2 separate regions of the Mus musculus genome follow, and region 1 is linked to region 2. Evidence: chromatin contacts called from ENCODE Hi-C or POLR2A ChIA-PET data. All regions are on one chromosome and are shown on one strand. The core of a region is the stretch at or near the end of the contact, and the rest is flanking DNA. Distances in the headings are between cores, read along the strand shown.

What was found. A loop is a pair of places that touch in the nucleus more often than their neighbours do. ChIA-PET counts read pairs that join two places held with the same protein, here RNA polymerase II (POLR2A).
Region 1: a loop to region 2 is called in a map of regulatory T cell, with 4 times the contacts of the local background. The contact joins the promoter of Mybbp1a here to the promoter of Med31 in region 2. A Hi-C loop is called at or near these places in 10 of 37 maps with a recorded cell type or tissue (CH12.LX, ES-E14, T-helper 1 cell and 5 more). POLR2A ChIA-PET finds 5 or more read pairs at or near these places in 1 of 5 experiments (embryonic stem cell).

Annotation. Positions count from the first base shown.
Region 1 is chr11:72,439,893-72,442,592 of GRCm38, forward strand. Mybbp1a (MYB binding protein (P160) 1a) reads left to right here and starts at 1,435. Exons shown (of 26, transcript NM_016776.3): 1 at 1,435-1,683; 2 at 1,786-1,881; 3 at 2,508-2,591; 4 at 2,678-2,700. The coding sequence starts at 1,492.
Region 2 is chr11:72,214,273-72,216,972 of GRCm38, forward strand. It overlaps Med31 (mediator complex subunit 31), which reads right to left and starts at 1,320. Exons shown (of 4, transcript NM_026068.2): 1 at 689-1,320. The coding sequence starts at 716. 4930563E22Rik (RIKEN cDNA 4930563E22 gene) reads left to right here and starts at 866. Exons shown (of 1, transcript NM_001163728.1): 1 at 866-2,700. The coding sequence starts at 1,059. The coding sequence ends at 1,448.

The sequences.
Region 1 (2,700 bases), core at 185-2,684, 230 kb after region 2:
TGCCTCGGTACTCACAGCCACGGGCTGTGGCTGCTCTCAGCTAACAGTTGACCTTTTAAAACTGTAAATCAGATGTAAATCCTCCCTGCACTCTCTGAAGAAATTCTGAACCCTTGAGCCTGGCCCTGGGTTCTATATAACCTTGCTCCTGGCACCTGAGTCCTCCTCCTCACCTTACTGACCTCATTCCCGTAAGAGATGAGTGGCCTCTGTAGAAGAAATGTCCTTGGCCTGCTCTTAGATTTTTGCCCTGGGGACAATAGAGCCCATCTTGTCCCTCAGCTGTCAGCTCACATGTCAGTCTTGTCATGGTCTCTTAAATAGAATCTTAGAATCTATAGAATTTTCCCTTTAATTTTTTTTTTGGTTTTGTTTTTGTGTGTGTGTGTGGTTTTGGGTTTTTTGGTTTTTTTTGTTTTGTTTTGTTTTGGTTTGGTTTGGTTTTTCGAGACAGGGTTTCTCTGTGTAGCCCTGGCTGCCCTGGAACTCACTTTGTAGACCAGGCTGGCCTTGAACTCAGAAATCCACCTGCCTCTGCCTCCCAAGTGCTGGGATCAAAGGTGTGCACCACCATGCCCGGCTTCCCTTTAATTTTTTTTTTTTAAGAAAATGTTGTTTATTTTATTTTATTTTTTTTTTTGTTTTTTGTTTTTTTTTTTTTTTTGGTTTTTCGAGACAGGGTTTCTCTGTATAGTCTTGGCTGTCCTGGAACTCACTTTGTAGACCAGGCTGGCCTCAAACTCAGAAATCCGCCTGTCTCTGCCTCCCAAGTGCTGGGATTAAAGGCGTGTGCCACCACCTCCCGGCTGTTTATTTTTATGAATACACTGTATCTGTCTTCAGACACACCAGAAGAGTGGATTGGATCCCATTACAGATGGTTGTGAGCCACCATGTGGTTGCTGGGAACTGAACTCAGGACCTCTGGAAGAGTAGTCAGAGCTCTTAACCGATGAGCCATCTCTCCAGCCCCTCCCTTTAATTTTTAACAGGCGATGTTTTCACGTTTTTTAACATTTAAAAGGCTCCCTCTGCTCCCTACATTCCTTATTTTCCTCATAACTATCATTTAAAATGTATTTGTCTACTCGTTCATCAACCATCTCTTCCCACTAGAAAGGAAGTCCACAGAAGCCGCGGCTTTGTTCGGATGCACACAATAAAAGCGGAATAATAGCGGATGTCTCGGACTAGATCGCGAGCAGACCCGGGTCTGGGAAGAGATCATACTACGGCTTTTTCGTGGATTTGTTTGCACCTCCGGTCGTCAGGAACTCCTCCAGGTTAAAGGAAGAGATCGAAGCATCAGTTTCTGAGCACACGCGCGTGTGAGAACACTCTGCTCCACCCACAGCCACAAGGGAAAGGCAAGGCCGTACGGAAGCCACTTCCAACCTGCTAGGCCCCGCCCTCACTCGGACGTCCCAGTGCGCAGGCGCCGAGACCTGACCTGGAAGTGACTGTCTTCTGAGCCCACGTGTTTGGCTCAGCATGGCGGAGATGAAGAGCCCCACGAAAGCTGAGCCTGCGACTCCCGCAGAAGCGGCGCAAAGCGACCGCCACAGCCTGCTGGAGCACAGCCGCGAGTTCTTGGACTTCTTCTGGGACATTGCGAAACCGGATCAGGAAACGCGGCTCCGGGCCACGGAGAAGTTGTTGGAGTACTTGCGCACAAGGCCCAATGTATGATGGAGGGGCCCAGGCCCATCGTGGCTCTGGATGCAAGGGGGAGGGGTGGGCCCTTCAGATCACTGTTGAACACGAGGGATGTTCTTGGTTCCGTAGGATTCGGAGATGAAATATGCCCTGAAGCGCCTAATCACTGGGCTTGGGGTGGGCCGAGAAGCCGCTAGGCCCTGCTACAGCCTGGCGCTGGCACAGGTGAGACTGTGTGTCTGGCAAGGGCACGATCTCGCTGGGCAAAGGTGGCGTCTAAGGGTAGGGGGCACCGAAGCTGCGGGGTAAGAAGAAATCCGAGATGCTTCAGAGGGGATACAGGCATCCTTACTTGGGTGGGAGGAAGTGCCAAAACATGGCCTATGTACAGCAAAGTCCAGGCAGGTGGAAGAGTTGAACACGTTTTCTTTCTGATACACGTTTATCAGCTACAGAGTATTAGCTACAGTTACTGGAAGTAGTGAACTTTGAGGTTGATTTCTGCAAGGTTGGGGAGCCGCCTCCAGGTTAGGAAGGCAACTGATGACAGACCACGTAGAAATTTGTACAGCAAAAAGCAATGAAGACTAACCAGCCTCAAGGCAACTCAGAACAGGATCTTTGGATGGGATGGGTTTTCCCAAGAGGTACAGAAGCAGCCTAGGCCTTCTGAAGCCTTGATGGAGGTGGGGCTTAGCCATGTAAGATGTGGTCCCTTGAAAGCAGTAGCGCTTGTGAGGGATGGGAGGAGCACGGAGATTATATTGGGGAAAGCTGAAGGAGGGAAATGGACTTGGTCTGGTTTGTTGTCCCTGGGCCACTCCTGAGCTCTTTCTGGTCTTGCCTGGTAGCTGTTGCAGTCTTTTGAAGACATCCCATTGTGTGACATCCTGGATCAGATACAAGAAAAATACAGCCTACAAGCCATGAACAAGGTGCGTGAGATTCCCAGACAGACAACCTGCTCCTGAACAGCTATGGGGAGGGACCCTCTTCACCTGTGTTTTCAATCTTTTTCTAGGCAATGATGAGACCTAGTCTCTT
Region 2 (2,700 bases), core at 70-2,569:
TATGTATATGCGTGTGTGTATATATGTGTGTGTGTGTGTGTGTATATATATATATATATATATATATATATATATATATTCACTAAGTAATGAGGCCCTGTTTCCAAAACAAAAATAGTAAAACAAAAAATAGTAAAGAAATCCTTTAAAGTTAATTGAGGAAAAAATAAGTTGAATGGGAATTTACCACCTGCAGGCCACTTTGTTAGCGGAGATCACTGGACAGTCTGTAATAGCTGTGCGGTTCCCTAAGTTGTTATAACCACAACTATCAACTGTGATTACGTTAAGCAAAATCAATGTGCTACACAAAACCGAAGCATGATGCAAAGTGATTAAACAATGGAGAGAAGGCGGTGTCCGCATTAGAATACACAGGTTATCGATATTTCGGGCAAGTTCTTGGGAGTACCTTCAGCACAGACAGTGGAAGGTCTCAGTCCTCTCCCACGGCCCTGCACGGCCCCAAGAGCCAGGGTTGGAGTAGGGGTTTGAGCAACCCAGGAGCAAAGATGTTTTCACAGACCATAGTCTGAGAAGCAGCACAGCCTTCTCCTCCGCCGGTCCCAACTCTAAGGATGCCAAGTTGAACCCGAAAGACAGCGCAGGAAAAGGGAAAAGGGAGGGAATTTCGGGGCGTAGGACCATTCCCTTGGGGTGAAGACTCGGGGTGCAAGTCACAACGTACCTGTCTCCATAGCGACGGCCGCGGCCATAACAATCAGAGTGAGGCGAACACCACCAGCCCCGACCGAACCGCGACTTCGATTGGTGAGAATCCGGAAGCCACGGCTCCTACTTCCGGTCGCGGGGCAGAGTGGGACACGAGGGCGGGGACAACCTCACTTATGGGAAAATTAGCCCCACCTATCTGTGCAGACCCGGCCGGCTGCGCGCGCAGATATCGAGCGGGGCGTGCCGGAGGACTTCTCATTTTTTAGGTCTCAGAGTCCTGCTACCTACCCCGACGTAATACACCACCCTGACGTCACCTTTCCCTGTGTGACGTGACGCAGAGCATGATCCTTGGGCCTCTTTGTCCCACCTGACCAAGGTGTATGGGCAGGATGGCCTCGCCCCTTAGGAGCAAGTCCTCCGCCCCGCGAGTGGAAAGCACCCGCCACAAGGAGACATCGACTGTCCGCGTGGAGACGTCGTCCCACCGCGAGGAAACGTCATCCCACCGCGTGGAGACGTCCTCCCGGCAGGTTCGAACGTCTTCCCGGCAGGTGGAGACCTCCCAGCGCCACCGAGAGGGGCCCTCCCTCACCCCCTCCACGAAGCGACTCCCTCAGTTCCTTGAGGTGTCCTCCCAGCACGTGGAAACCTCCTCGCAGTGCACGGAAACGTCCTCCCGCCACGTCAGGGCGTCGTCATCCCTGAGGGTGGAGACTACTGTGCACCGTGTTGAGAGCCCAGCCAGGCAGAGTGCCAGAATGGCTCGATGAAGTGCCAAAGGTCCTTAGCCAGGACTGAAGAGTTGCCAGCCAGCCATCTTCCAGGAGAACCGAGCATCTTTGGTTTCATGGAAAGAACCCATAAATCAGTGTAAGAAACAGGCTGTGGTTTCTGGGGGCTGTTAACATGTATTGACATTGCAGCACCTTAGACCATCCTGTTGTTGACCCCAGTGTGCTATTAACTTGAAGCCAGCACAGAAGGTTTCAGACTGGTAGTGCAGTATAAACCTGGCTGATGGACAATGAGATTCTTTGAGTCTCTACACCAGGTAAGTTTTATAGTCTTAGGTCACTCTAGGATGTGTTGACGACTTGAAATTTGCAAAGAGGGGCCAAACTTGTCATGATTCTTGACCGCTGGCCTGATCATATACCTGCTTGAAACCTACAGGGCAAGGTATCATCTTTCATACATTATTAATTGGCCTTTATTAATACTTATATTTCATTATACATTTTCTCATGTTGTCATACATAGTATTCCACCCACACTTAAAAAATTAAATCAGGGGGTATAGGAAAAAACAGGACAATTAATAAACAATCAATAAAACCATTAATAATCTTGGAAGGGAAAGTAAAGAAGAAGCCATGACACTTGGCCTGAGGCGTGAGATTGACAGGATGGTAACTGAGTATTACTGCATGCTAGGTAGTAGTTAGAGCATGGCAGCTAGAGCAGTGGAAAAGACTAGGATCTTCCTCTAATGAAGAGACATGCAACAAAGGGGAAAGTAAGACAACATGCTGTTGTATTCCCGCGAAGGAAAGGCTGTCTGTCTTGTGGTAGAGAGTAGGGAACTCTTTAGAGAATATGGTCAGGGAAAGCCTTGCTGATTACATTTGGTCCGAGATTTGTGTGAGTGGACAGTGAGCCATATCAGGATCTAGAGGGAAGTGCATTCTAGACAGAAGGGAAAGTCTACATTTTTTTTAAAAATCAAAGATGTTTATGTAAGAGAAAGATCAGTTAGTATATGAGAGCGTGGTATAAGGAAGAAAACAAAAAGGAGGAAGATGCCACTTCATATAGAGTCTTGGAAATCTTCTGGGATTACAGTAAAGAGCTTGAATTTTATTCTGAGATCATCAAAAGAATTTAGTGCAAGGGAGCAAAGTGCGTATTGCAGTTTACAGTTTAGAACTACCTCTCCATCGAAGTTGCATTGGTAACCGAGTTGGGAATGATTTTGTCTCCAGAAGTGTGTGTGTTTGGGGCAGCGTGGAAGGTGCTCCTGCT